2 separate regions of the Homo sapiens genome follow, and region 1 is linked to region 2. Evidence: chromatin loops called from intact Hi-C (ENCODE). Cell type or tissue: mammary epithelial cell. All regions are shown on one strand. Links, peaks and the distances in the headings refer to the core of each region. The heading gives the core; the rest is flanking DNA.

Region 1 (5,000 bases), core at 1-5,000, 500 kb after region 2:
AAATAGAAAATAAATTTCAAAGTGAATGTGTTTTCAGGGCAAAATTGGTACTGTCTCATTTCAAACTATGAAAATATGATCTGATTTAATGAGTTGGAGTCATCCATTCATCCAGCACCTACTATGTGCTAGGTACTGTGTAATGTCCTTGGAAATTATAAATATGAGGGTGGCAAATTATAAATATTAGGGTACATAGACTCTTGTAGCAAAAATAAGCTATGACTGATCTGAGGTGCCTGATTAACCCTTTGAACCAATACGACTCGTCAGCTTGTCAGACTCTTTTGGGTTTTGTTTTGTCTTGTTTTGTTTTGTTTTTTTCATTGAATTGACAGTTGCTTGTTAACATTAGTGAAATCAGTGAGTTCTTTGCCATGGTCTAGGATGTATTCTCTTAAACAGTTACTTATTTATTCCTCTCCTAGTCTATTTCATTAACATGCTTTTAAAAATCAAAACTTTTTGATTAAGCAATAGAATTGCTCTCCAGAAAATTACTCCAGGAAAAAAAGATCATAATGGAGTACTAAAAGATATTATTTCCATATGTTCCCACTTGTTTTCTTTTTGTAAAAAAAAAAAGCATATGCTTCTATGTACATAGGATGTTTTCTGGAAGAAAACACACTTAGCAATTAACAGTGGTTGCCTTTGGGCAGGGAGTTTGGGGGCCTTGACTGGAAGGGAGACTTAACTTTGCATTATATAAGCTTTTATACAGCTTAATTTTTACCATCTTATGTATTATATTTTTAATTTTAAGTGCTAGTAAATAACAGGATGCATTCCCAGTAGTCCTTCAGAAGCTCCAAGTGCTTCTGCTAAATAAGAGAAAACCAGTGAGCCCCACTGTTTGCCTCCATGAGGACTCCTGCTCCTGCTCTTGCTCCAGCAGAGCAAGCTGAAAGGACACTTTGAATGTAGGACTGCTCCAACACTGGTTCCATGGAAGAGATTAACAAGCGGGTTCTACTTGAGGTTAGATAGTTAATGAGGGCCTCTTTGAGGAAGCCACATGGAACCAGAGAGGAAAAGGAAAAGAGGGGGACGTTGCCTACAGGCAGGGACCTAATTTCCTCCTAGCAGCATTGGACACTTACTACCCATACATCCTTTCAGAATGAAGGACATACAAGTTAGGGAAGTCTACACAGTGATTACACCTAATAATTTTCTCCAATGATTTCTTTCCTTCCCCTTTATCTATAATTCCCAAGAAGAATCAATGCTCACTCCTAGGAAAAGGAAAAAGAACACCACCACCAACACCACACCTATTTGTCTCAAAGAAAGACAATTCCATGATCTTTTTTGCTTCCCACTGATTCCATGATGTCTTTCCTCTCTGTCCTTCTTTATGCCTAACCCTAACCTAATCCTAGTTAAAAGTTTAAGGAAGCATGTAAAAGGAAAAAATGTAATTGAGATTGGAAGAATCTGAGAGAATCCATGTTCATTTGTGGTTTTTCTGGATCATTTTCTTAGCACTTGCCACTGAGACCTTCACAGGATTTCAGAGTCTCCCTTATTAAGCAAGAACATCTTTTTCTTTTCTTTCATTGTTAGATGTGTGAATTGGGAAATCCATTCATGTGGATTATCAGGGTCCTCTTAATCTCCGGGAATGAACAAACAAACAATTCAACTGTTCCAGAGTATATCCCATAACCGTGCCTACACTGTTTTAATTACATATATCTGTGGTCTTTGAAGAATTATAATTCTGAGCCAGAATTCTAAATTCTTATTCTATAAAAAGTAGTTTTCAGGTTTTCTTGTTTTTATAGGGTGATTCATCTCAGAAATAGTGTTTTATGTCTTTACTTGCACCAAGCATTAATAACCAGCAGTCAGCAATGGCATAATTATTTGTCAGCTTCATGAAAACCATAAGAAATGAAGGCAGTGTTTGTGCAAAGAGTTTTGTGGTTGTCCTTGGACAAAAGTTTATGAGGAAATTTTGAGAAGACACCAATCGAGACTGTTTATAGTGAGATGAAGAAGAAACCAGAGGCACTATTGGATTAAAGAAAAAGGTTATTTTCAAAAACTATTTAGAAGAAAGGAAGTAATCACGAAAACTAAAGAGAGAAAACCTCTATAATGAAGTTTTATAGGGTCTTAGCCAAAAATCACAGAGTGAGAGACTGCCCTGTGTAACCAAGTTCTCATTCTTTATCTACGGGGTACTGGTTTCCCAAACTCTTTCAAAGGACTCGTGTTATGGATCACACTGACCATGGAATTAAACCTCACATCATCTTTTGGAAATAGTAGAAAAGAAATTCAAAGCTTAGCTTAGAGTTACTATGGCAAAAAGAACTTTTCAAAAAAAAAAGAAAAAGGAGTTTGTCAAGTTAGTAGGATACTGTTTCCTAGTGAGTTAAGTTTAAATTGAGTCACTAAGCAAAAAATTAGAAAGGAAATCAATACCATTTTCACACTTGAAAAGGCATCATATGTTCAGCAGGAACTTCCTTCCCCCTTTTAGGTAGCTGAGCTATTATTTAAGCCCATGCTCCTAGTATAATACCTAATTAGACAAATACAGAGTACTGGTAGCTATTGTTATGTGTCTGCTACCCAGCACAGCCACTAGAGGGTGTCCACTCTTGCCTTGCAAACAAGGTTGGAAATTGTCAACATGGAAGAACAGATTTTTCTGCATGTGATACCAACAGATCAAGGTAACCACATTTTTCTGTATAGTAAGGGGAAGTTTGAGCCTAAATAGAGAAAAGCCACTTACATCACATCTACTGAAGCAGAGTCAGCCCCTTAAGCACAGAGGAAAATGTAAGTTCAAAGTGGCTTTAGGTGTTAGCTAGCTGCCAAAATTAGTAGCTTCTACACCACTTTGTTTTTTTCCAGTATTCTCCCTAACCTTTCATTCTTAATTTCAGAGACAATATAATCTGCCAATTCCAGTAGTTGAAATTATTTGCTTTACTCATGGTTTAGTAAGCACAGATAAAAAACCACTGTCGGCTTCTCAGTTGAGCTGTCTCCCAAAATCCCAAACTTTTACTACTGTTTGAAAAGTAGGCAGCGTGACTAGTTGATGTGAGATCAAAGGCACATCTCTTCTGTTATTAAATTGTATTATATAACTATAATATATTTAATATATATGTATTATATTAATACACTATATTGATTTTTATGTATTAAATATATATCACAATATATTCATGTTACTACATATTAATAATAATAAATTATATCTGTATATCTTTCCAGACTAAAAATTGCTGAGGCTTTAAAATACGAAAGAAAAAAATAACAATTCTAATACTCTTTTGCTACAGTGCTAACTGAAAAGCACTGTGAATAAAATTTAGAAGTTGGGACGCATAACTAAAACTGTAAGTGCCCACATGCTCCGTGCCAGCTCTACCATTTCTTACCACTGTGTCTCCTTCTTTCAGCTGCTGGCTGGGCGCTGGCCTTTTGATCACAATGACTTTGGCGTATTTCTTTGCAAGCTGTTCCCCTTTTTGCAGAAGTCCTCGGTGGGGATCACCGTCCTCAACCTCTGCGCTCTTAGTGTTGACAGGTAATGTGGTTCTTTCCCTTTGCTCTTTGGCTGGGCTTAGAAAAGCATTTTTCTCAAAAAGAAGAAAAGTCAAGAGAATTCGTGCCCAGGACAGCTGTTGATTAGCTTCAAGTGAATTAAAGCATTAACCATCTTGCCTTTGCTGTTTAGAATTGCCTTCCACATTTGCTGATTATTAGCCATCTTTGGCTCAGACAATTATGTACCTAGAGCATTTTATCAAGAATACCCATTTGACGCCCTTTTGGCAATAAAGTGAAAATTAACATATTAGATGGAATAAACTTTGTGAAAAGGAGATTCCAGGATATGCAAATCCTATATTTCACCTGGTAAATTTATCATAAAAAAAGATACTGTTCAATTATATCTGTAATGTTTAATTAATTGAGTGAGAGGTAAGTGCACCATATTGCTATGTTCTTCACCCTGCCTTTTTGAAAGACTGAAATGTTTCATAAGTTTTAAAAAGAGTGCAACACCAGAAGCATCCCTTTATCCAATTCTGAAAACTCCATCAAATGTCCCGAAGTCTTTCCAGAATCCGCACGCATGATTGTTAAGCGTTCTCTAAAGAAGCCCTTCTGAATTCTGTGAACTTCTAGATGGTATTTTCTTTACCTTCTGGTTTTCATAGCAGCAATTATAAGAATGAAATTAGGAACTTTATAACACATTCTGTGGCACTCTTTTATATTTACTATAATCTCACACAAGTGGTGTATAATGGCCTATTTAATTAGCCTACATACAATTTAGAAGAGGTTTTCATTCTAACTCATTCCCTGACAATCACTTTATCAGGGAACCTGAGTCTCATCATTATAGAAATAAAAGGCTCACTCTTCTAAAGAACATTAAAGAGTTTACAGATATTCTGTTATTTTACATTTATAATTATTGTTAGGACAAAAATTGTTACTGTTAAAACATAAAAATGTGCATTCAATCAGCAATTAGAAAATTAGAATGGTATCCTTGTTATAAATTTATGTCAGCTGGGCACGGTGGCTCACACCTGTAATCCTAGCACTTTAGGAGGCCAAGATGGGCTGACTTCTTGAGCCCAGGAGTTTGAAACTAGTCTGAGTAACATAGGAAAACCCCATCTCTACCAAAAATACAAAAAATTAGCTGGACATGGTGATGCATGCCTGTAGTCCCAGCTATTCAGGAGGCTAAGGTGGGAGAATCACCTGAGCCCAGGAATAAATAAATAAATAAATGGCTATAACTGTGAAACACAAAATAAAAATGTTATTAAAAATAAAACACAAAAAATAATTTCATTAGTAATTTAAAACACAATCATACCATTGACAAAAATGTTCCCATTGCAATGGTAAACACAAAGATCAGAAATAACCTTATCATCTATTAATAATACCCTTCAGTGATTTGTAGGAAAGTCTAGGGTCTCTTTGGGTTACATCTACATTAT
Region 2 (6,632 bases), core at 661-5,660:
TATGCAGAAGACAAATACAGCACTTACTGAAATAAAAAGCATGGGAGAACAGTGTAAGACTCTCTGTAGTGATTAATGAGGACTTTCTGTAATAAATAATAAAATGCTATGCTATGTGTATTAAGAAAAAAAAATAAGTTTTTACAGCAGTGCAGAGAAGGAAGATCTCCAGATGGAGGGGTCAGGGAAGTGGAGGTCCTAAGGTTGTGGTATGAGAGCTGTCTCGTCCATGTGCATAGATCAGTGGTGATACGAGTAGCCTGCTCCAAAGCCAGAAAGCCAACTAGACAGAGCGGTAGTTAGTGAAGCGGCTAAGGGTTTCCTAGAGATAATAAATATCTTTGATGGAGAGGGCAGCACTGGATGAAAGCAAGTGGAATACACAAGGTGCCCTCTATGTATAAATGTCTACTGCCTTGAGCAAGTTACTTAACCTTTCTAAACCTGGGTTTTCTTACCTGTGACATGGACCTAATAATAGTTCCAATCTCATTGACTTTGTGCATAGTGAGTGGCAAAAGGCAGTTATATCTGTTCGCCTGGACCATGGTGAGAACTCAATGGGATAACACATACAAAAGACGATGGAGATTGGGAGCAGAGGCTGAAAGGTGTCAGGGAGGGTGTGGCAGCTGGTCTTAGCCCCATGTCTGTAAGGGACTGATCTGGGAATGCCAAGGCTCAATCTGGACAGCTCTATTTAGGCCTCGTATGTGCAGTGAGTCAGCAGGGAATCACTCAGAAATTGAGAAATGTCCCCATATGTTGGTTTATGGTGTTTTTACGTATTGGGGGCCTTACGGTAAGGTCCTGTGGCTAGAGATGAGATTGCTCCCCATCCAGAGGTAGAAAATGAAAGCTCAAGGGTAAGATTTTAGATAATATGGGATAAATGTCCCTCTGTTTAGGACTGGAGAAAAAAGAAGTTTAGACTCAAAATACAAGAGATATTTGCAAGGATATCCAAGTGCCAGCATTTTAAATTGACCCCTGCAATATGTTGGAAGGAGGGAGCTAAAAGCTCTATGCACTGCACGCTGGGGCTTTAGAAGGGGCTTGAGCCTGAGGACTCCCACAGTAACCATATCTAATAACCAGTATTAAGTCCTCTGAGCATTAATTCATTCTGTTCCCCAAAGCCATCATAAATGTCTCACACATTACAGCTCAATCTTCCCTATCACTATAGGAAAACATGGGAAGCATCTGAGCCTACACTTCAGACAAAGCTGTGCCAGGAGAATAGCCCCTGATGCCTGAAAAGAGTCTCTGGACAGGAAGAGGAGACCTTCAGAAGAGCCCAGTAGCAGCGCAAACCCAAACCAACATGCCATAGATAGACAGGTTTAGGGACAGGAAGAATTTCCCAGGGGTTCCAAGAGATTCATGAAAGGGAAACTGGGGAAGCCACTGGACCTCTGACAGTAATAAGGAAAGGAGACCTAGATTATTGTGGTTTGGATATTCATGGGAGGTGTGATCTTACAACCTGCTGATGTATGGGATATCTGGGTCACATAGGATTGTTGCAAGGTTGAAATGAGATAATGAATAAAAAGTTTTTAGCAAAACATCTGTTTTGTTTTTGAGACAAGGTCTCATTCTATTGCCCAGGCTGGAGGGCAGTGGTGCAATCTCAGCTCACTGAAACCTCTGCCTCCTGGGTTCAACTGATTCCCGTGTCAAGCCTCCTGAGTAGCTGGGATTACAGGCGCCTGCCACCACATCCGGCCAATTTTTGTATTCTTAGTAGAGACAGGGTTTTGCCATGTTGTCCAGGTTGGTCTCAAACTATTGGCCTCAAGTCATCCTCCCACCTTGGCCTCCCAAAGTGCTGAGATTATAGGCATGAACCACCGTGCCTAGCCAACATATGACTTTTTAATAGGATCTCAGGAAATGTCTATTGTAATTGATGTTATTGTTATTGACTATGGGATGGTATGTTAGGGGATTATGTAAGTGTGATGGACCAGAAGGTCATATAAGATATATTCACTAAGCAAATCCTGTAGGTACCCAGGCTTCTGCATATACCAAACAGCACCATTGTATGCACAGACAGACCAAAGCCAGACCCTTCCTTCAGAAAGGACTAGAAAGCCAACTTTCTACTTGTCACTTTCCCAGATATGGACAAGGTTGTAAACACGTGGAAGTATAATTTTTTTAGTGGCAAATTACAAATGCATTCAACAGAGCTGTTTCAGAAAGTCATGAGTCTGTGGGAGCAGGTACCAGCCTTAAATGGTGAATGCATTGAAGCAGTGGTAGCTCTGGGGGAGATGGTCCATTTTTCTTTCATTAGACTCCACCGTAACTTGGTATCTTTGTTTTTCTCCATGGGTTCTTAGGCTCAAAGCCAAAGATAGCCATTTGGCAGAAGCACAGGCCCTAGTGAAACATGTATTGAAAGCAGTCTTCTGTGTTTAAAGACATCTCCCTATACGACAATTGTCCTGGATGTCAGGCACTGTGTTGGAAGGCAAGCTGACACTTGACAGGTGACATAGGCAGTACTAATGGTAGAAATCTGATGAAGCAGAAAACAGAGTGGATTTAAGGAGCTGAGTGAACATCTAGCCAGAAGAAGCCAAGATACAGGGACACCAAGGGCAGAAGATCAGACTCCACATCAGCTTCTCAACATGCTACTCACACTCAATGGTTTACCAACAAGAAGCAGCAGGTGGCAGTGTCCCCCAACATTAGCGAGGCCACAGGTCAGGTGTGGAAGTGGACCAGCTGGGCCAGAAAGTATGAAGCATTCTGATAATACTAATACCTAATATTAATCAAGAAATATTTATCTAGCAGGCTCAACTTTAATGAACTAACTCACTTAACGTCACAACAACTGTATTTAATAGATCATGTCATGATCTCAGGCATGCTTATAGCTTCAGGGTGTTTGCACTTGAAGTTTCCTCTAATCAAAACACCATTTCCCAGGTATATGCATGGCTTACTCCTCATGGCATTCTGACCTTTGGTCAAATGTCATCTCCCCAGTGAACACTGTTCTGATCATGAAAATACTCTACCCCACTGCTTATTCCCTTGCCATCCTTTATTTTTCTGCACAGCTCTTATCTCCCGGAAGAAATGTATGTATTTGTGCATTGCTTATAACCCTTCTAGAACTTAACATTGCACAGTGGAAGGGAACGTTATCTGGTTTGTTGATGGCTATATCCTAGCCCCCAAAATGATACCCTTCCCAAATAATTAGCACAATAAACAGTTGTTGCATGATGAAATATCAATTTATAAAGAAAAAACTGAGTTACAATGAGTTTAAACAAATTACCTGAAGTCTCAAGTCATGCATGCAAAATCAGGCTTGGAATCCAGGCAGTGCGGCCCCGGGACCCCAGTTCTTGCCTGCTATCCATACTGCCTTGTGACTACTTCCTTACGTCATCATCTCAGTCCTGAGACAGAAACAGATCACCTGTGAGCAGGGGAGAAGCACATGGAGCACTGCTCTCTATGAAGGACTGGAAAAGGCCCATATCTGGCTTCCTAGGTCCTCTCTTCCCGCATGAGCCTCTATACATGCTGCTGCTGCTGGGAGGCTGTAGGCTTCTGGCTGGAGGGCAGACCCTGTCTATCTCTCTTTCTCTTGCTGAGCATGAGAGCAGGTAGGTGGGCTAAACCCCTCTGAAAACCTAGATACCAGCAATAGCCATACTGAGAAGAAAGGATGGCAGGACCTCTGTTTGCTACTGCATTTCTAGGCACCAGCCTGGAGTCTGGGGATGCTCTGGTTAAAATGCTTAGCCCCTGGTCCTATTGGCCATACTCAGATCAACCCCTGTGGAGTGTACTCCTGAGCCTCAGGACACAGCGGGCCTTTAGAACTCTCCTGAAGCCTAGGTTTCTCCTTTATTTCTAGTGAACTACCTAGAAAAGTTCGAGTCTATAGGCCTGTGATTTCAAGCTCTGGGTGTGCGCTTGTCTGAGGTATGGAGAAGCTTCCTGAAGAAACACATCAGTCAGTTACACTGGCCATTAAGGAATCTTCGGCACACCCAGCCACTGTAGCCTGAGAGGTAGGAAAGAGACTGAGAGACCGGTGCTGGGTAAGGCACAAAGGTGAGACAGAAAAACTCCACAGATTATGGTTTGTGTGATAAAGAAAGGGGCCAAAGCTCATACTTACATTTAAAACCAGGAACACAGTAGCAGCTGGGTAAAGAATATAATTAAGAATCAAGCAGTGGAAGAGAGGACAGGTATTCTTGACCAGAGCAAGGGCATTCAGGACATAGATGAGAACTAGAGCCCAGAGAGACTTACTGAGCGTGGGGTGTCACCACCATCCCTGTTAAAGCACACACTGTTAGCCTGGCCATGGTGGGAGAGTCATTGAAGAGGCAGAGTCAGCTGAAGGAACACTGAAGTTAAGGAGAGGGGCTCTAATAAACTTAGGAAAAAAAGAAAAAGTAAAGTGAGCATTTCTGGTCTTATTTTCATTTATTTATTTATTTGAAAGAGGGTCTGGCTCTGTTGCCGAGGCTGGAGTGCACACTCCGCCTCCCGGGCTCAAACCATCCTTCCAGCTCAGCCTCCTGAGTAGCTGGGACTACAGGCATGTACCACAGCACCTGGGTAATTTTTGTATTTTTTTTTTTTTTGATAGAGATTTTTTACCATATTGCTCAGGCTGGCCTCAAACTGCTGGGATGAAGAGATACTCACGCCTCCGCCTCCTAAAGTGCTGAGATTACAGGTATGAGCCACTGTGACCAGTCTATTTCTGTTTTTATATCTCCAAAACTCAAAAGACTTTTTACAGATTCTACTCTTCATGGATCACTACATTTCTTCGTTTATTCAACAACTGTATATTCAGAGCCTATTGTGCCAGTTGTTAAAGTAATTTATGGCTGAGGTGAACCCAACAAGCCACAGTGCTCCTTTTGTTTCTTACGTAAATCTTGCAAAAACATTTTTTCCTTGTCAAATACATCCATATTATCCATGCTATGAATATATATTCTTCAAATATTTACAACTTTTTTGAATTTACATATATACTTTTTTTTTTAGCTTTTATTTTCGGTTCAGAGGTACATGTGCAGGTTTGTTACGTAGGTAAACTCATGTCATGGAAGCTTGTTGTACAGATTATTTCATCACCCAGGTACTAAGCCTAGCTCCCAATAGCTGTTTTTTTTGGCTCCTCATCCTCCTCCCACCCTTGACCCTCAAGTAGGCCACAATGTCTATTACTCCCCTCTTTGTGTCCATGTGTTCTCATCACTTGGCTGCCATTTATAAGCAAGAACATGTAGTATTTGGTTTTCTGTTCCTGCATTAGTTTGCTAAGGATAATGGCCTCCAGCTCCATCCATGTTCCAGCAAAGAACATGATCTCATTCTTTTTTAATGGCTGCATAGTATTCTATGGTACATACGTACCACATTTTCTTTATCCAGTCTTCTATTGTTGGGCATTTAGGTTGATTCCATGTCTTTGCTATTGTGAATAGTGCTGCAGTGAACATAGCCGTGCATGTGTCTCTGTGAACAATTTCTATTCCTTTAGTTATATACCCAGTAATGGGATTGCTTCGTAGAATGGTAGCTTTGTTTTTAGCCCTTTGAGGAATCACCACACTGCTTTCCACAATGGTTGAAATAATTTATGATTTTTTAAAAATATAATAGCCATTCTGACTGGTGCAAGATGGTATGTTATTTTGCTTTTGATTTGCGTTTCTCTATCAGTGATATTGAGTTCTTTTTCATGTGCTTGTTTGGCCATATGTATGTCTTCTTTTGAAAAGTGTTCATGTCCTTTGCCCACTTTTTAATGGGGTTGTAAATTTGTTTAAGTTCCTTGTAGACTCTGGATATTAGACCTTTGTCAGATGGGTAGAATGCAAAAAATTTCTCACATTCTGTAGGTTGTCTATTTACTCTGTTGATAGTTTCTTTTGCTGTGCAGAAGCTTTTTAGTTTAATTAGATCCCATTTGTCAATTTTGGCTTTTGTTGCAATTGCTTTTGGCATCTTCATAAGTTGCTTTGCCAGTTCTTATGTCCAGAATAGTATTGCCTAAGTTGCCTTCCAGGGTTTTAATAGTTTTGGGTTTTACATTGAAGTGTTTAATCCACCTTGAGTTGATTTTGTATGTGGTGTAAGGAAAAGGTCCAGTTTCAATCCTCTGCACATGGCTAGCCATTTATCCCAGCACCATTTATTGACTAAAGAATCCTTTCCCCATTGCTTGTTTTTGTCAGTTTTGCTGAAGATCAAATGGTTGTAGGTGTGCGGCCTTGTTTCTGGGCTCTCTACCCTGTTCCATTGGTCTATGTGCCTGTTTTTTACAGTACAAAACAGTACCATGCTGTTTTGGTTACTGTAGCCCTGTAGTGTAGTCTGAAGTCAGGTAATGTGATGCTACCTGCTTGGTTCTTTTTGCTTAAGATTGCCTTGGCTATCTGGGCTCTTTTTTGGTTCTGTATGCATTTTAAAATAGTTTTTTCAATTCTGTGAAGAATGTCATTGGTAGTTTGATAGGAAGAGAATGAAATTTGTAAATAGCTTTGAGCAGTATGGCCATTTTAATAATATTGATTCTTTCTATCCATAACATGCAATGTTTTTCCATTTGCTTGTAT

The links. Hi-C counts contacts between places; a loop is a spot of excess contacts. Peaks named below come from ENCODE experiments on the same cell type or tissue, not always from the same donor. Only the 100,000 strongest peaks of a DNase experiment are listed, where the experiment ranks them.
Region 1: a loop joins it to region 2, with 12 times the contacts of the local background. A loop is called at or near these places in 5 of 110 quality-filtered maps.

What each region holds. Positions count from the first base shown.
Region 1 is chr4:147,516,420-147,521,419 of GRCh38, forward strand. It overlaps EDNRA (endothelin receptor type A), which reads left to right. Exons shown (of 8, transcript NM_001957.4): 3 at 3,432-3,559. Among named protein-coding and RNA genes, the nearest start is that of EDNRA, 38 kb to the left of the region's middle. In mammary epithelial cell, for the core only: a CTCF peak has its summit at 2,608 (motif pointing right); a DNase peak (open chromatin) is centred at 2,602.
Region 2 is chr4:147,016,560-147,023,191 of GRCh38, forward strand. LOC105377475 (a long non-coding RNA gene) reads right to left here and starts at 4,446. Exons shown (of 5, transcript XR_939315.3): 1 at 4,303-4,446; 2 at 3,311-3,434. In mammary epithelial cell, for the core only: a CTCF peak has its summit at 2,689 (motif pointing right); no DNase peak of the experiment used is centred there.